Linked DNA regions of Homo sapiens: region 2 is linked to region 1. A link is an interaction called in ENCODE POLR2A ChIA-PET data of the cell type or tissue named here. Cell type or tissue: IMR-90. All regions are shown on one strand. Links, peaks and the distances in the headings refer to the core of each region. The heading gives the core; the rest is flanking DNA. Region 1 has its middle 150 kb from the start of CARTPT. Region 2 overlaps LOC124901000 (a long non-coding RNA gene).

What was found. ChIA-PET counts read pairs that join two places held together with the same protein. Peaks named below come from ENCODE experiments on the same cell type or tissue, not always from the same donor. Only the 100,000 strongest peaks of a DNase experiment are listed, where the experiment ranks them.
Region 2: POLR2A ChIA-PET joins it to region 1 with 13 read pairs; 3 of 35 experiments call an interaction of 5 or more read pairs at or near these places.

What each region holds. Positions count from the first base shown.
Region 1 is chr5:71,860,202-71,870,212 of GRCh38, forward strand. No RefSeq gene overlaps it. Among named protein-coding and RNA genes, the nearest start is that of CARTPT, 150 kb to the left of the region's middle. In IMR-90, for the core only: no CTCF peak of the experiment used is centred there; a DNase peak (open chromatin) is centred at 5,190; H3K27me3 peaks cover 1,625 bases.
Region 2 is chr5:71,979,789-71,989,799 of GRCh38, forward strand. The region is part of intron 1 of LOC124901000 (a long non-coding RNA gene); the gene reads left to right. Among named protein-coding and RNA genes, the nearest start is that of MAP1B, 120 kb to the right of the region's middle. In IMR-90, for the core only: no CTCF peak of the experiment used is centred there; no DNase peak of the experiment used is centred there; H3K27me3 peaks cover 514 bases.

The sequences.
Region 1 (10,011 bases), core at 1,129-9,128:
GGTGGTCACATGTACATATCATAGCAGAGCTGAGGAGGGAAGAGGATGAAGAACAAAGGAGAGACGCAGCATGCCTACCTCTGATAAGCAGATCATGCAGGTGTCCCTGGTCATCAGCCGCATAACAAAGAGGGGCTCTCAGGGGCTGGAGGTCAACCTCTCTTCTCTCTGCCCCCTAGATTTTTTTTTGAGACAGATTCTTGCTCTGTTGCCCACGCTGGAGTACAGTGGCACAATCATAGCTCACTGCAGCCTTGAAATCCTGGGCTCAAGCAATCCTCCCACCTCATCCTCCTGAGTAGCTGGAACTATAGGTACCTGCCACTATGCCAGGCTAATTTTTTAAATTTTTATTTCTTTAGAGATGGGGTCTCACTATGTCGCCCAGGCTGGTCTCAAACTCCTGGCCTCAAGCAATCTGCCCACCTCTGCTTCCCAAAGCAGAGGATTACAGACGTGAGACACTTTGCCCTGCCCTGTCCTCTACCTTTATTTCCCAAAGCATACTGAAAAAATATTCTGTTATCCTCTGGGCTAGTCTGTTCCCTAGAGCATAAGGTAATGAGGTAAGGAGAAGAGCCTTGTGTCTCTGCCCACGCAGCCTTGATAACTCTTTGATCCAGATATGGAAGGAATGTGTGAATAAGTGTCTGTGTGTGTGTGTGTGTGTATGTGAAAGTGTGTATTGCAGAGGACACACATTTCTTTTCTCTTATGAACAATGTGCTATTGATCTGCATTATTTTCTTATTGCCTTTGTAGGCGTTGGCCCATTTCTTGGGTAAATCACTGGGGAGGCTTGAAAGCACAGAGGTGGAGACTTAAGACAATGCACTCTGTAGCCATGCTCTCTGGATTTGAATCCCAGATTTGCCTCTTAGTAACCCTATGACCTTGGTAAGTCACTTAACTTCCCTTGCCTCAGTGTCCTACACTGTGAGATGGGGATAATAATCGAATCCACTCCATAGTTTTGTTGTGAGGAGTAAATGAATGAATTCATGTAAAGCGCTTGGCACATGATCATGGCTCATGTTCACTCTTCTATTGTTGCTTTTCACAGGGCAGTGACTCAAATACTAAACATCTCTTTCTGAAGAATTATTGTTACATATCATAAGGTGTGGAAGAAAGAGAGAGAAAGAAATTAATACCACCACAGCTTGTGTTTCAGCAGAGTAATAGTATTCAACAGATGGGACTGGAGAAATCAAAAATGATCAAATCAGGGGGACATGCTTTCCCAAATGCTAGGACAGATTTTGCCCTGAGTCTCATGAGTAAGGTCACATTACAGTAGACAACTGGGCTTCTGGGATCAGTGGGGCTGGGCAGCAGCAGCTCTGTGGGGTTGGGGAGGGCTTGATTGATCTTGAGGTTATACTAAGGCCGAGAGGTTTCCTTCCTGGAGTTGGGGCTGGCTGGCAGGACCCACTTTGGTCTCCTGATATCTTCTCTTGCTCATAGTTCTGCTTCTAGCCTGGTGCTTGTGTTTCTAAGGTTGGTAACTATTTTCCTTTTGCAAGCTGACTTGTATGAGAAGGATCATCCTTCAGACTGGGTTTTATCTTAAGTGGTATTCCCAAAGAGGCTGGAATTGGTGCTGAGATAAGGTTTGGGCTTGGAGTAGTAATGCAGGAGGCTCATGCATGTGTATGCACACATGTACATGTGTGTGTACGCACATGTGTGTGCATGTGTGTGCATGAGTGTGCATGTGTGTGTACATGCACAATGTGTATATGGAGCTATGGGATGGTTGGATGGACAAATGGATGAAATGGTATTTATCCAGACAGAGAAGCATCCAGGGAAATGAACCTCCTTTAGCTCCCCAATCCTTATTACATTGCTCTTTCCTGTATGTGAAGTTCATGAATATCCACTGAAATTTCTGGAAACACAGGCCTAGATCATGGATTATTATTCCCAATCTTTGTGTTGTAACCTTTAAAATGGAGTACAGGTCCCTGCTCAGTGCTTAGGCTGTTTGGAGAATGAGATCAGTTTTTATAATTATTTTACCAGATGGGAAGAACTCCTGGACTTTCTCAGAGCCTAGAGGCTCTTGATGACCATAACATGTCTTTCCCCGTGGTGGATTATCTGGCATCACCCCTGTTCTGCTTCCCCAGCTGTCTGCTTCCCTGGAGCCTGGGCTGGCAAGAGGCAATTACTAGAAAAGGGTCAGAGGTGTGGGGTGAGTGTGAGTGAAGTTGAATGACTCTGTGTAGGCAGGGAGAACTTTCAAGAGCTAGAGGGAGATGACTTTTGGATGGACTCTTAAATTTTGTTTTCTTTTCTCTTCCTGTTTATGAGGAATAAAAATTAATGGTATAATCTCATTATGTAAAGTTGAGAGCTGGAGAGGGCAGGGTTAATTTTCAGTTTTGACCTTGGAACTTCAAAAGGAGGGAAGAGAGGAGGGAAGAGAGAGAGACAGAGAGAGAGAGAGAGAGAGAGAGAGAGAGAAACAGAAACAGACCATCTTCTTTATACATCCTGGGTTCAGAACCCTTGGGCGCAACCTGTGTTCTGCTTGTTTGGCTGTATGGGATGGAGAGTTAAGAATGGAGCTCAGCCCTGAGTCCTGTGCCAGTTGAGCTTCACAGGTGACTCTTGGCAGCCAGTCTGAGTCATTTGCATTTTCACAGCCAAAGGGCTGCTCACAAGATGTTCTGTGCAGATATTTAAGTTGCTGGATTCCAAAGCATCCCCAGGGCACTCCTGGCCCCTCCTCTTCCATATGGCCATGCAGCCAACTTCACATTTCTTAATTTATGAAGATGGCATTCTTGGGGATTAGATGCTTTTTGGAGTTATAGTAATAACAACATCAAGGCCAGTTCTTTGCCTTCTTTCCTTCCTCCCTCCCTTGCTTCCCTATCTCTCCCTGTTCCTTTCCTCCTTCCATCCTTCCTTCTTTTCTTCCCTCCCTCCCTCGTTTACACCCTCCCTTCCTCCTTTCTTCCTTCCTCTTCCTTCCCTCCCTCTTTCCCCCCTCCCTCCCTCTCTCCTTTCCTCCTTCCCTCCTTCCCTCTGTTGTTTCTTCCTTCTGTCAAGCTTTTGAAATATTTCAGTTTCTGGAAGCAAGACAGAGCTCAGTGGCCAGGAAGAGCACAGCCCCTGGGCCAGTCTTGCTGTTCCACTACCAGATGCAGAAGGAGGTGTTCTGGAATGACAAACTTTTCATGTTAAAGTAATGCAATTGTCAGGAACATCTGTATGTTAGTTTTCTATTGTGGCTATCATAAATCACCACAAATTTCATGGCTTAAAACAACACACATTTATTGTGTCACAGTTGTGTAGGTCAGAAGCTGGGGTATAGCATGGCTCAACTGAGTCCTCTGCCTAGCGTCTCCCTGGTGTTGGCAGGGCTGAGTTTCTTCCTGGAAGCTCTGGGAATGACTCTGTTTCCAGGCTCATTCAGGTGGTTGGCTGAGTTCAGTTCCTTGTGGTTGTAGGACTGAGGTCCCTATTTCCTTGGTGGCTGTTGGCTGGGGACTGGTCATTCTCTGGAAGCTCATGCTTTCCACGTGGCCTCCTCCAGCAATGGGGAGTCAAGTCTCTCTCACACTTTGACTCTCTCAGGCTTTTCCTTTTTGACACATCTCTCCAACTTCCAGCCAGAGAAACTTCACTGCTTCTAGGAGCTCATGGTTAGATTGGCCCAACATGGATAATCCAGGATCATCTCCCTGTTTTAAGGTCACTGGTTAACAACCTTAATTCCACCTTCAAAGTCCCTTTTGTAATTAATGTGACATATTTATAGGTTCCAATAATTAGGATGTGGTATTTTTGGGAGGAGTATTATTTGGCCTAACACACCCTATAAATAATTTATTGATAGTGTTGGCCACCTGAGGGTAACTAACTGCTGCAACCTTTGTCAGGGGATCTGCCTAGCATTTCCACTAGATTTTGGGCAGGGCCAAAGAGAGAAAGTGAAGGAACCTGAAGCTAGAGGCAGGGGTTGAACGTAAGACACTTTCATCCTCCAAAGGGAAGCACAGGCCTCTTCTGATCTCCGAACTTTTAATCTGGACTAGGTTTGTGGAGATGAGAATCCATCTCCTCATTCAGGATGGAGCCATGGAGGCCTGGAGGGGTGATGGACTTAGCCAAGGTCAGAGGCCACACCAGAGCTGGAGATTACTGGGGAAGTTTCAGAGCTGAAAGAAGCCACTGTAAAGCCTGATCAGGATTTTTCAGAACATGGACACATCTCTCAGATCTTTGGTCTTTTTAGCACTTAACCTCTGTATTAGTTTGTTCTTACATTGCTAATAAAGACATATCTGAGACTGGGTAATTAGGAAAGAGGTTTAATTGACTCACAATTCCACATGGCTGGGAAGCCTCACAATCGTGGTGGAAGGCAAATGAGGAGCAAAGTCATGTCTTACATGCGGCAGGCAAGAGAGAGTGTGCAGGGGAACTCCACTTTATAAAGCCATCAGATCCCATGAGACTTATTCACTATCATGAGAACAGCACGGGAAAGACCTGCCCCCATGATTCAATTACTTCTCACTGGGTCCCTCCCACGACATGTGGAAATTATGGGAGCTACAATTCAAGATGAGATTTGGGTGGGGACACAGCCAAACCATATCAACCTCCAAAGCCAGGTGGATCAGCCAGACTGCACAGCTTTGAAAAAATAAATGACTATGGATTTCTTGGCTTTAGAAAATACAAATCAATTAACATTATGGGTTGGGACATATATGAATATGATGATGGTCTTTCTGCAGCCTGAGGAAAGTTGGTCTTGATGGCCAGCAAGACACACTCCTAATACTTACAATTCTTACAATTTCTTCTTAGGAGTTCTGGGTGTCCTGGTGGCCAGATCTTTTAGTCCCTCCTTGGCATAGCCACGACCCTCCATGTTGATGGATAGACATGGAGCCCACTGTATCAACTGTTTTGACACCTCTGGGAGAGGACACTTGGAGAGGAATCCCTCCCTTGTACTCACTCCTCTCTGAGAGAAGGCAGGGCTCCTACAGGCCAGCGGCTCTATTTTAAATCTGCAGGCAGCAAGCACGTTCTATAGGAGATCGGCTCCTTGTTCAGGGGTTTCATTCTCTTGCCAACTCTGCTCATTCTGGTCTCCTCTTTGTCATCGCCTAGAGGCATCCATCTCCTGGAGGTTTACATAAGACAGAGCAAAGTGCTCTCCTGGCTAAGAATATATCCACCCCCTTCCCTGGGCGATGTGCCTGGGAGGTGAGGAAACTGACTCACTGCATCTCTGACTCTATGAAAAGACAAATACATGAAAAAAAAACTACTAGATTAATGACAGGGGGAGAAAAACCCGAATATTTTTAGCACATGAGGGCAGAGTTAGCTGCTATGAAGTCCTAGAGGATGGAAATTTTAATTTAAGAGCTCTTTGTCTTGAATGTTTTAATTAGCAGTAGGGAGCTTTCAAATGGCAATTATGGCACAGAGAGGGTGGGGGACTCTGAAATAGGAAAATGCCCAGTGATAATCTGATCAGCAGCAGTGCAGACTGGTTAGGGGATCTGTCTGTGAAATCCAGGCATGACTGGTTTTCTTACAAACCAAAAACTTTGTGTGATTCCCAGGGTGTGCCTCTGCCAATGCATGTGAAATCCTGGGTCAATAGTCCTGCACCACTTCTGCCTGAGTAGAAAGAAGCACTGAAACTTGGGCTGCAATTGAACTGTGGATATGTGGTAGCCCATGAGAGCACCTGAGTCTTCCATGAGGATCTGAGGCTCCTGTTGCCATCTTGCCCCTGGAAGGAAGCATGTCTATTCCCTGGAGTTCATCGCAATGTTCCCTGATAGGCATGGTGACTACGGATTTGGAGATTTCTGTAGGTGGAGCTGCTGCTGCTGTTGCTTTTAGAAAGATCCCAGTCATTGCCCAAGGTGTTTTCCTGCCTGGTAACTAGAGACACAGGTCTAGGGAGGTGTTCATGAATGGCCAGTGTCGCACACTGATGGGGTGGTATGTGCCAGTCAAGGGCTGTAATTTGGGCAATCTGTTTCTAGGGAAAAATATTGCTGGTTGCATATCCAATAGCCATTCTTCCTCTCTTCCTTGCTGATAGAATCAACCTTTTGCTATAGCTGTTTAAGGTTTATTTTCAGGTAATATACATAATAGGATCCCTGGGATCATTGATTTTTGAGCCAGTATTGCCAAAGTGTGTCTCAGCTCCATCATTTTAAAACTAAGTGACCTTTGGCAAGTTATTTACCTTCTCAGTGCCTCAGTTTCCTTGTCTGTAAAATGAATATAACAAAACTGCTTCTCTAACTGGTAGCTTTGAAATGTAAACAAGTTGATGCATGTAAAATGCTTATGTAGTATCTGGAGCATATAAAGTGTTCAATAAATATTAGCGATTCTTCTTCTTCTTCTTTTTTTTTTTTTTTTTGAGACAGAGTCTCACTCTGTTGCCCAGGCTGGAGTGCAGTGGCATGATCTCAGTTCACTGCAACCTCTGCCTCCTGCATTCAAGCGATTCTCCTGCCTCAGCCTCCCAAGAAGCTGGGATTACAGGCACGTGCTGATTTTTGTATTTTTAGTAGAGATAGGGCTTTGCCATGTTGGCCAGGCTGGTCTTAAACTCCTGACCTCAGGTGATCCACCCACCTCAGCCTCCCAAAGTGCTAGGATTACAGGCATGAACCACTGTGCCCAGCCTAGTGATTATTCTTATTGCTACTACACCCCAGTCTGTGTTGCAGCTTGGGTATGAATAGATTACACATTACTGGCCAATTGGACCTGAGAGGAAGACTACTGGGAAACTTCTGGGCCATGCACAAGAGGACATGGACAGTACTCATTTTGGCTGCTGACAGTCAGGTCTCTACGCGATGCTTGAAATTGCAGAAGAAATTGCAGCCCTGGGATAGTTTGACTTTGGATATTTTGTTAATTGTGATAATATATTATCCTCATTGTTCAAGCCTCCTACCACTTACAGTCAAAGCCATCCTAACTGATGTACCTAGTAACGGCAGAGGCCTTGCTAGAGTTACAGTGCATTTAAGCCATGTGTGGCAGTAAATGTATTTGATGGCATTGTTAGGATGGTTCTTTGCTTTAAAATATTTTTAGATGTTTTGGAATTGTAGTACATTTACATAGTAAAGCATTAAAAGAATGAAAAATCTTACAGTGAAAAATCTCCTTTTCACATTGGACATTCATGTGGCCATTCCCCCAGGCCCCAGTAGCCAGTTAACCACTGCTTTTAGTCTTTTACTTACCCTTTCAGAAATTTGGAAAATAAATATGAATTTCCAAATTCAGAAATTTGGAAAATAAATAAAGCTGGTCATGGGGGCTCATGGCTGTAATCCCAGCACCTAGGGAGGCCGAGGCGAGCAGATTGCTTGAGCCCAGGAGTTTGAGACCAGCCTGGGCAACATGGGGAAACCTCACCTCTACAAAAAATACAGGAATTAGCTAGATGTGGTGGTGTGCACCTGTAGTCCCAGCCACTTGGAAGGCTGAGGTGGGAGGATCACTTGAGCCTGGGAGGTCGAGGCTGCAGTGAGCCGTGATTGCACCACTGAACTCCAGCCTGGGTGACAGTGTGACCTTGTCATATATATATGCTTATAATACAAAATATATTTTCCCTCTTTTGTAATGTAAATGTTAGCATGCTCTACACATCATTCTGTACCTTGCTTTTTTCACTTAACATACCTTAGAAGCTTTCCATATCAATATGTAAAGTGCTTTCTTATTTCTTTTTACTGTTACAAAGTACTCCACTGAATTTATTTAACCAGTCCTTTACTGACAAGTATCCAGGTTCCTCCTAATCTTTCGCTGTTGACTGCAATGCTGCAATCAATAAATGGTATACATGTCGTTTTGTAGATATGCAAATATATCTGTAAGGTAAATTCCCCCAAAGTGTAGTTGCTGAATCCAAGAGCACATGCATTTGTAATTTTGATAGCTCTTGCTAAGTGCAACCCTCTGTATGGGCTGTATAAATTTATACTCCCACCAGCAAGGTATGAGAGTGCCTATTTCTCACAGACTTGGCAACAGAAGATGCTATCAAATTTTGGATTTTTGCGAATTTTATGGTGAAATATGGCATCTCAGGTAGTTTCAATTTTCATGCTTCTTGTTATGGGTAAAACAGACCATTAAAAATATGTTTAAGAATAATTTGCATATTCTTTGAATTGTCTGTTTATAACATTTGTCCATTTTTCTAGTGGGTTATTGGTTTATTTCTTATCCATTTTTAGAACTTTCTATATATTAGGGAGATTATTCTATGATCAGTTATAATTATGTTTCCCAGTTTGTCTTTATTATTATTATGGTGAAGTTTACTTTTGTCATGCAAAGGTTTAAACAAATTTTTTATATAGTTGAACTTATCTTTTTTATAATTTTGGATTTGGGGATAGTTAAAAAGCCCTCTATATTCTGAGATTATGAAAAATTATCTCATCTATTCATTTACTACATTTATTGATTTTTTTAATATTAAAGATTCGGTTCATTTGGAATATATCATGGAACACAGAATGATAAATGAGTCCAACATTAATATTTCCCAGATAGCTACCTTGTTGCCCCACCACTATTCAAAAGTTAAGTTTGTCCCACTCCTTTTTCTGTACTTTCTTATTCCATTGCTTCATCTATTCATGAACCAATTCTACCTTGTTTTAATTACTGTGCCCTTTTAGAATATTTTTATATCTGATAATCCCCTTTCATTGATTTTTTTAAAAATCAGAGCTTCCTTTGAAAATCTTCTTTGCTTATTTGCAATATGAACCTTAGGATTTTTTTCTAGCTTAAAAAAAGAGAACTATTTATTAGGTTTATTGAAATTATGCTAAATTTAAAAATCAAATTAGAAATATCAGCATACTCTTGATAAAAGAAAGAAAGCAGCATTGAGTTATCTTGTCAAAATATGTGGTATGTTTTCCCATTAGTTTATGTATTCTGTTGTGTGTCCTGGAATATTTGAAACAGCTTTTTAGGTCCATGTCTTATACATTTATTGTTAAAATTATTCCTAAGAAATAATATCTTTTTTGGTTGTTGTAGTTTTGGCTAATGTAAATGGACTCTTTCTCTCCATTATAATCTTTTTGCTTCTAATTATTGACTTCTTTATATGTTTTCTACCCCATAACATCGCTGAGTTTTCTTATTGCTTTTAGTAGTCTTTTTTTAAAAAGTTGATTTCCTTGGGTTTCCTAGGGAAACAATAATATCATCTGCAAATAGGGTTAGTTTCATCTCTACCTCTCCATTTTTATACCTTAAAGTTCTTCTCTCATATGCATTTTATTGGCCAGAGTGCCAGTAAAAATGGACAAGAATAATAGGAGGACTTGATAAATCCACAACCATAGTGAGCAATTTTAACACCTATTCCTCAGTAACTATTAGAGCAAGCACACAAAAAGTTAGTAAGCAGCATGATTAGCAAACTTGATCTAATTGACATGCATAGAACCCAGCAGTCACAACTCCAGAATGCACATTCTTTTTGAGTACACATAAAACATTGACCAAAATTGATTATATGTTGGGCAATAAGTCAAGTCTCAATAAACTTCAAAGGACTGAAATAATATAGAGTATGTTCATTGACCACAATGAAACTTAGGTAAAAATCAATAACAAAAGGTAACTAGAAAGTTCCTAATTGTTTGAAGTTTAAGCAATATACTTCTGAATAGCCCATGGGTCAAGGAAGAAACTAGCAATGGAAATAAGAAGTTATTTTTACCTGAATGGTAATTAAAATATGACACATTAAAACATGTAATGCAGCTAAAATCATGCATAGGAAGATATTTATAGCCTTAAATGTGCATATTTGGAAAGAAGAAAGGCTGAAAATCAATCACTTCAATTCATCTTAATAAGGGGGCAAATAATAGCAAATTAAGCCCAAGGAATGCAGAAGGAAGAATATACAAAAGTTGAGAGCAGAAATGAATGATATAGGAAAAT
Region 2 (10,011 bases), core at 1,355-9,354, 120 kb after region 1:
TATATACATATATATACATATATTATATATAATATATGTACGTATATATACAGTTGACCCTTGAACAACATGGGTTTGAACTGTGTGGGTCCACTGAGAGAACTTTTGAGTGTGCAAAACTTGTTTATTATTGTGTACATATATTCGAGTTTTTTTCAACCAAATATGGATCAAAAATACAGTATTTGCTGGATGCAAAACCCATGTTTATGAAAAGCCAGATTTTCCTATACGTGGGTTCTGCAGGGCCAACTACAGGACTTGAATATGTGTGCATTTTGGGATATTCTGGTGTCCTGGAACCAATCCCCTGCATATATCAAGAGATGACTCTATGAACGCATATATTATAGAGAAATTGCTGAATCATAGGGTATGCATATGTTCAGTTCTGTAAGGTACTGCCAATTGTTTCCCAAAGTGTTTGTGATAACTCATACTCCTACTAATAGCATGAAAGTTTTTGTTTCATAACAACAATACTTAACATTGTCTGATCTTTAAAGTTTTGTCAAACTGGAAGTTGTGAAATGGTATCTCACTGTAGTTTTAATTTTCACTTCTGTGAATACAAAAGTTTGATAATTTTTTCGTTGTTTATCAGCCTTAGTATTTTTTTGTGAAATTTTTCATAATTTTTCCCATTTTATTGAATTGGCAATCTCTGTATTATTAATTTGTAGGAATTTTGTATACATTCTAAATACTAAATCTTTGTTTATATTAGTTGCAAATATCTTGTCACAATTTGTGGCTTGTCTTCATTGTCTTTATAGTGTTTTTTAGAAAAAAAATTTTCAATTTTCATATATTGTTTTATCAATCTTCTCCTTTATGGATTATACTTTGTATATTTATATTTTTAAATTTTTATTTTTAATTGACAAATAACAATTATATGTACTTATGAGGTACAATGTGATGTTTTGATATGCTTACAATGTGGATTGATTAAATCAGGACAATTAACAAATCCATCGCTACATACTTATCACTTTTTGTGGTGAAAACATTTAAAATCTCTTTTAGCAATTTTGAAATACACAATGCATTATTATTTATCATAGTCACGATTCTGTTTAATAGATCACTAAAGCTTATTCCTCTTGTCTGACTGAAACTGTTGTTCATCACATTTAAGATGTTGAAAAGGAGTAGTAAAAGCAGATATTTTTCGATGTTTCCTGATCTCAAGCATTTTTACCATTAAGTATGTTGTTTACTGTTACTTTTCTTTCACTTATCATGTTAAGGAAATTTCTTTTTATTCTAAGTTTCATAAGAGTTATATTTTTGTTAAATCCGAAAGAATGATATATTTTATCAAATGCTCTTTCTGCGTCTCTTCTGTCGACCATGTGTTTACTCTTATAATTTATGACTATGATAGATTGTACTTACTAACTTTTAAAGGTTCAACCAGCCTTACATTCTTAGGATATACCCAATTTGATCTTGACGTTTCATCTGTCTTTACACATCGCTGAATTCATTTTGTTAATATTTTGTTTAGGATTCTTGCATCTACTTTTTAAGTGAGAATGGCCTGATATCTGCCTTTTTATTCTTATCTGAATATGTTATGATGGATATTCTGGATTCATAGAATGATTTGGAATATGTCCTCTTTTTATTGTTTTTTTTTTACAGCTTTATAGAGGTATAATCTATATAAAGCTAACATCCCCCTTTTTTTGCCAGAAGACAATGAAGAAAACATCTACCTTTTTTTAAGCGTACAGTTTGATGTGTTTTGGAAAAATGTATGCCTTATGCAGCTATCACCATGAGTTTTACAATACTATTATCACTCTGAAAAATTGTGGACAATTACAGTTGGATCTTTTTTAAAAAATCCAGTGTATCAATCTATGTCTTTTGATTAAAGTATTTAGTGCAGTCACATTTAGTGTAATAATTGATATGTTTGGATTTGTTTATGACTTTTTGCTATTTTATATTTGTCTAATCTCTCATTTTTCTTCCATAACTGCTTTATTTCTTACTTTGCACTACATAAATATCTTTTATTGTACTATTTTAACTCCTCTATTAACTTTTAGCTATATTTCTTTGAATTATTTTTGGTGATTATTCTGGGGATTAATATATGTGTCTTTATTTTATTATAGTCTACTTTAAGTAGCCTTATTTTCAATAAGAGATAATATGTTTGCCCCAATATAGCTTCATTACATTCCTCTTCTTTGTAATATTATTGTCATATATGTTTTCCCTTCAGCCTGAAGGACCTCCTTCAACATTTCTCATAGTGCATGTCTGCCAGGATTGATTTCCTCACATTTTGTTTATCTTGAAATTTTCTTATTTTGCTTTCATTTTGAGGAATAACTTTATTGACTATAAAATTCTTAGTTTACAGTATTTTTTCTTTATGCACTTTGAAAATGTTTGTGCAACGTATTTTGACGTCCATTTTGTATGGCAAGAAGCCAGCCATTAATTGCATCATTGTTCCCCTATATGAAATGGTCATTTTTCTTGTTGCTTTGAAGATTTTTCTCATTAGCTTTCAGTAATTTGAATATGATGCATCTAGATATGGTTTTCTTTGTGTCTATACTACTGGGATACATTGAGCATCTTGGACCTGGAAGTTAATGTTTTCACCAAGCTTGGGAAACTTTGTGTTATTATTTCTTCATATACTTTCCTGCTTCTTTCTCTCTGTTCTTCTGGAACTCCATTTAGACATATGATAAAATGGTTCATATTTCCCAGTAGATCTCTCAGTCTCTTCATTTTTCTTCCATCTTTTTTCACTGTGTTCTATGTTCAAGGTCACTGATCCTTTCCTCTGCTATCTCAAATCTGCTATTGAGGCCATTTAGTAAATTTTCTTTATTTTAGTTAGTGTATCTTTCAGTTTTAGAATTTCCATTTGATTCATTTTTATAGTTTTCATGTATCTGTTAGGGTCCCTATGTGTTCACTCATTATTAGTATATTTTCCTTTATTTTAAAGATATAATTTATTTTAATTTGTTGAATATATTTATAGTAGCTACTTTCATATCTTTGTATGCTAAATTCAACATCTGTGCCTGCTTAGAATCAGTTTCTATTGACTTCCTTTTTTCGTGAGTATGAGTAACACTTTCCTATTCTTTGCCTGTCTAGTAATTTTTGGTTAAAACCTGGGTATTGTAGGTAATACACAATAGCAATTCTGGATTTGGGGTCTTGGGGGGGTAATTGTTTTCTTGTTTGTTTGTTTTAATGGGCAATTTAATTTTCTGGACTAAAGCTTCAAAATCTGTCTCCTTTATGGTGTGAAGTTGCTGATGTCTCTGCTCAGATTGGCTTTTAAAAAACACCTGGCCCCTTGGGGCTCTCTCCTGTGCTTGCATAGTTTAGTGGTCAGCCAGCAATTAGTGCTGAGGGTGTGTTCAGACACATCAAGTCAGTAAGACTTCCACCTTCTGACCTCAAGAAAATTCGGACTTTCACTTTCCTCCTCTGCACACTTGTAATGGTGTAGTTTAGCAGTCAGAATGAGGGTGTGTAGAGAGTTTATTATTTCAGCTCTTCCATGACTCTTTTGCCTCCAAAATGTCCCCCTTAAATTTCTAGCAGTTTTCCACTAATCCTGAACCAAACCTGCCACTTCTTGCAAATAAAGCTGCAGGGTTTCCCTGCAGAGCTATAGGGGATAGGGAAACCCCACACGAGAAGGCTCAAATTCACTGTTCTATGGAACAATCTTTTTGTTCTGCCATTCTTAGAACTAAAGTCTTAGATATGCTTTTCCTGATATAGCCTTCATATGCTATTCCCATACTTTTCTGTGGGTCTATAAACAGGAAACATTTTTTTCTACTCGGGAATTGTTGGACAAGCTCTTGGAGGTTTTCTTCATGCTTCATACATAAGTATACATCTGCTGGACATTCACAAAACATAGTTTGTGAGTCCTAGGGACTTAGACTGTGACTCCTCCCAGTACTCTGGCAGGTTCTTGAGGCTTAAGCCACAGCTTCTTCTAGTTATCCTGCACCTCCGAGTAAATTTTGGCAAGAATTCCAAGACATGGCCAATAAGAAGCACCAAGAGAAGTTTGTGTCAGAAAAGAATGAGAAGGCAGCCAATTAGAAGGACCTTTGAGGGATGGTCCAAGCACAAGTTTATGAAGAGCTCAAGACCAGAGTATCTACTTGGTCCTCCAAGAATTGGTCCTGCTCTGGAGGCTTGGATCCTACATTCTTCAGATGGCCTGGGAAGCACAACGTTTTTCCTCTTAGTGGTCCTTGTCTTTTCTTTCTCTTTTATAATTGTCAAAAAGTGTTTGTGTAAGTTTAGAATCATATATTCTTTGAATTTTTGTAGGCCTAATTTTTTTTTTTTTTTTTTTTTTTGAGACAGAGTCTCACTCTTTCGCCCAGGCCGGACTGCAGTGGTGCTATCTCTATCTCGGCTCACTGCAAGCTCTGCCTCCAGGGTTCACGCCTTTCTCCTGCCTCAGCCTCCCAAGTAGCTGGGACTACAGGTGCCCATTGCTGCGCCTGGCTAATTTTTTCTATTTTTAGAAGAGACGGGGTTTCACTGTGTTGGCCAGGATGGTCTCGATCTCCTGACCTCGTGATCCGCCCGCCTCAGCCTCCCAAAGTGCTGGGATTACAGGCATGAGCCACCGTGCCCGGCCAGGCCTAAGTTTTAAAGTCACCCAGGCTTGTGGTTTTCTTTGTGCAAATATTTCTGTCTATGATTTAATGTTATATTTATTTATAGTTAGAGGACATTTCAGGTGTCATATTTTATTGTGTGCATTTTGGATATGTTGTATTTTTCTATGATTTTAAAGTTTCATTTATGTTTTCTAGTGTATTAGTTAAAAATTATTTCTAGTATCTTGTATTTATTTGTTCAATTTCTATATCATCTGTAAATTGTCCCATTTACAGCATAGGCCCATTTACCAAGGCCATTATGAAGACACTAGTGAGACATGCATTGCTGAGACATTCAGTGGTCTCTCCTGTGTAGGCCAGGATGATGGTAGGAAACATAGTCACTGAATTGGCTCCTTAACATCCATCATAATCAACAGAACCCCAAAGTTAGAGAGGCCAATTGTGACACTTAACTCCCAGAAGCCAGGGGGCCACAGTTAATTATATTAACTGGCAAGGTTGGAAAGACAGTCAAGAGGTCTTGATCTGTAGGGAGTTATGGACACGGTGAATAGAATATGGGGTATCTTAGGGCAAGCTACCATAGGGTGGTACTTAACATTAACAACAAGAAGAAGGCAAGGCAGGCCTCCCAAAGTGCTGGGATTATAGGGGTGAGCCACCATGCCCACCCACGTGGATCACGAGGTCAGGAGATTGAGACCATCCTGGCCAACATGGTGAAACCCTGTCTCTACTAAAATACAAAAAAATTAGCCAGGCATGGTGGCACATGCCTGTAGTCCCAGCTACTCAGGAGGCTGAGGCAGGGGAATCGCTTGAACCTGGGAGGCGGAGGTTGCAGTGAGCTGAGATCGCACCACTGCACTCCAGCCTGGTGATAAAGCAAGACTCCATCTAAAAAAAAAAAAAAAAAAAAAAAAGAAGGCAGGAATGGAGGAGCAGAAGCTTGAGTGCAGTTATCCCAATAAAAGTCAAGAACAAGGTTCCCAGAAGGAAATCTCCAGTAAGCACAAAATTAATAATTTCTCTATTCCTTGGTCAAAGGGACCTGCAGTCACTTACTTAGGTGAATGTACACTGGGGAAAGAGGACTACCCAGGCATTTCAAATACAATTAGATACAGGGTTGGAGTAGCTGTTGATACCTAAAAACACCATTTCATCATGGCCCACCCAGTAGAGTAGGGGCTAGCAGGAGCCAGGTAATATATGAAATCCTGACAAAAATATTGCTTACAATGGGTCAACTGAGTTTGTGGACCCACTCAGTCGTCATCTTCCCCAGTTCCTGTGTGCATAATTGGTATCAATATACCTGGCATTGGATCCTCAGCCTATGAGATAAGAGCTGTCATTGTGGGGCCAAATGGAAACTTCTGAAACTGCCTCTCCTGGCCAAAATAGTAAATTTAAAAATACCTATCACATTTCACAAGGAGATGGCAAAGAATAATGCTACCATTGAAGCTTTAAAATATGCAGAGGTGGCAGTCTTTATTATATATCCATTAATTAGTCTGGGCCCTGCAGAAACCAGATTAATCTTGGAAAATGAAAGCAGACTACTGCAAGCTCAAATAAATAGGCACCTTAATTGTAGTTGCTGTACTATACTTGGGTGCCCTTGCTAGAGCAGATTGATAAATAAGGCCTCAGACACATGGTATAAGGCTAATGCTTTTGTGAATGTGTTCTTTTCTTTTCTGATCAGAAAAGAAGTTTAGAAATAGTTCATGTTTATTTGGAACAGACAATGAATATTCATTTATAGTTTTGCCCTAGGGCTGTTAATTTTCCTGCCCTCTGTCGTAATACATTCCAAAGAGATCTAGACTGTCTGAATATCTTGTAAAACATCACATTATCCCATTACATCATGCTGATTGAGACAAATGAGCAACAGGAGGTACTATATTGAAGTCCATTTAAGACTCATGGGCTCCAGACATTGGGAGAAAAACTCTATGATGATTCAAGAACCCGCTACTTTAGTAAAGTTTTTAGGGGTGTGGTGGTCTGAGATGTGCTAAGACATCTCCACCAAAGTAAAAGAAAAATGATTGCATCTTTCATCCCTTACCACTAAGACGGAAGCACAGTGCCTGGCAGACCACTTTTTTAGGTTCTAGAGACAACACATTCTGCACGCAGGAATATTGTCCTGGCCTATGTGCCTGGTGACACAGGAGGCTGCCACCTCTGTATGTCACCCAGTGTAGGAAAGAGCTCTGCAGCAGATCCAGGCTGTGGTGCAAGCAACCCTGCTATCTTAGGCAGTTCATGCTGCTATAACAAATTACCATAGACTGGGTGGTTTAAGCAGCACATATTTAATTCTCGAAGTTCTAGAGGCTGGCAAATCCAAGCTTTAGCACCAGTAGATCTGGTGTCTGATAAGGGCCTCTTCTTAGTTTGCAGATGACTGTTCTTCTCGTTGTATCCTTACATAACAGAGAGAAGAGAGTGAGAGAAAGCTCCAGTTTCTCTTTTTTATAAGGGCACTCATCCCATTTATCAGGACTCTACTACTCTCATGACCTAATTACCTTCCAAAGACCCCATCTCCTAATATTATCACATTGAGGTTTAGGATTTCAACATATGAATTCTAGGTGAGGAGACACAAATATTCAACCCATAACACGTACCCCTCAGGCCATATAACACCTGTTAGAGGCTATGGTGTTGGCGGTATCAGTGGTGGGAAGAGATGCAGTGTGAAATTTCTGGCAAGGCTGTGTGGGTGGATCACAGCACGGGCCTTTGGAGTTCTGGAGCAAGGTCATGCCATGTGTAGCAGAGAATTATGTCTCTGGAAAAATGGCTCTTGGCATGATACTGGGCCCTGGCGGAGATAGAATGCTTGATTATTTGGAACACAATGGCCCTGCACCTGGAACTATCCATTCTGATCTGGGGTCTATCAAAACTGTCAAATCACCAAGTTGGACCAGACCAGGAGTGGTCTGTTGTAAGATGGAAATGTTACAGGATTAAGCCTATGTAGGACCAGAGGGCGCAAACTAACTGCATGAGTAGGTTATCCACACTTCCATGTCGCTCGCTAAGGTCGCACCAGTACCCATCTCCCAGCTCACACCTATGGCTGCAGGGGGCTGTCACATGATCAGCTGAGGCAGGAGGAAAAAGCCTGAACCTGGTGTATAGCTAGGTTGACTTGGTAAGAGGAAGTAAGCTGGAAACAGATGGTGCTGCATTACATCCATATTCAGGGCTGACTTGAAACTCAGTGAAAAGGAATATATTCCCAGGCGTGGAGCTGCAACCTGTGGTCATTCACTTTGAGTGTAAGGAGAAGTAGCCCAATGTAAAATTCATTTATAGATTCCTGGGTAATGTCTGATGACCTGGTTAGACGGTCAGAGATCCAGAAGGAAAAAACTGGAAGATCAGAAACAAGGCTGTGTGGGGTAGAGGCTTGTGGATGGACACATGGGAGTGGGAACAATGTGTGATTTTTCTATCACACTTTAACACCCACCAGAAAGCATTCAACAGAAGAATCATTGAATAATAAAGTAAACAAAATGAGTCAGTTAGTTGACATTAGCCAGCCCTCATCATAGCCACCCCAGAACTGGAATCATGGGCTTGTAAATATAGTTGCTGTGGTGGCAGAGATGGAGGCATCTGTTCAGGGAACCCATTTCACCACAACAAATTTGTGGGAATGGACCCTTGACCATAGAATCCACTGGTTGTATCATATACTACACCATACAGTGTACAGTATTCAGTGCAGGCAGCCTCATAGAACACAGGAATGGCCTACAGACAGCACAGCTGAAAACACAGCATGAGCTCTCACTTGCAAAGGCCAATCTAACTCTTGCTCCTTCTGAAAGTACAAACAGACAGCAGCCACCAATGTTTAGCCTTCAACATTGTGCCGTTCGCAGAGTAGACCAACTAGCCACTAGTGGCAAATTAAACACTTTAGGATCCCTCCATCTTAGAAGGCCTAGTAGCTTTCCTCACAGGGATACCTATTCTGGTTTGGATTTGCCTTACCTGTCTGCATAACTTCAGCCAGTCCCATGATTCAGGGCTTACAGAATGCCTGACATGCAGGTATGAAAATCCATACAATGCAGCTATCCAAGCAACCCCCTTCATAGCAAAGGATTTGTGGGAATGGGTTCTTGATCATGTAATCCATGAGTTGTGTCGTTGTATCACATATTGCACTATACATTGACAATCAGTCTCATAGAACACGGGAAAGATCTGCTGAAAGCAGAACTGAAGCATCAGTTTAGAGCCAACGCTCTGTAACGAAAGGTGCCATTCCTTAAGATGCAGTATATATACTAAATCAGAGACCTCTATGTAGTGCTTGTTCCCAACAGGAAGAATACATGTGTCTGGGAATCAAGGGGTGGAAGCAGGAGTGGCTCTACTTGACATTACACTCGATGATCCATTGATGAACTTCATATTTTTCATTCCCACAACTCTGAACACTGCAAAGTCAGAGGCCCAGGGGGTGTACTTTTGCCAGGATGCAGAGCAAATATCCCATTGACTACAAGCTATGCCTGTTGTTAGGGTCCATTGATCACTTGGTGTCCAAGGTCCAGCAGGAAAAAAAGAGGAATTTCCATCTTGGAAGGGACAGCTGACCCTGATCAGCAGTAAAAGGTTGGGCTGTTCTTACACAATGGGGGCTGAGAAAAATGCATGTGACAGTCAGCTGATGTACTTAGGCAGCTCCTGGTATTCTCTTGTCCAGTTTTCACTGTGAATGGATATATGCAGTGAACCTGGCTTGAGACATCTCAAACCCCTCGATGATGAAGTTTTGGGTCATACCAACCAATAAAGTAGCAAGATTTGCAAAACAGCTGAAGATAATGAAAATTTAGAATGGATAGTGAAGAAGGGAGAAGATATATATCAGTTGCAGCTTCATGACCAACTGCAGCAGCAGGGGCTGTCATTATCCTACTAATATCTCTCTTCTAAGATTTTTCTGAAGGAAAGAAGCCCATAGGAACCCTGAAGGAGTTGCTCCTTGAACATACACGGAAAGGAGATCTATGTGGCACAAAGGGTAGTATGTGACAGCCATGGAGGCAGGCTGTTCAGACTCCTTCAAGAGAGCCAGGTGTGGGAAGCATAGCTGACTGAGAATTTCTAGCTATTGCCCCTTTGTATCTACCATAGTTTTCATGCCTATGCCATGCTTTCCCTGGCTGCTGCCAGCCAATGACTGATATCATGGAGAGTACTACAGGCGGTCTCCATTTTGGCCCAATGCCAGACATATCCAGTAGGCAACATTTGTTCAGGAATACCTACCTCTTCAGCCTGATCTAGGCTTTCTTAGAACTCT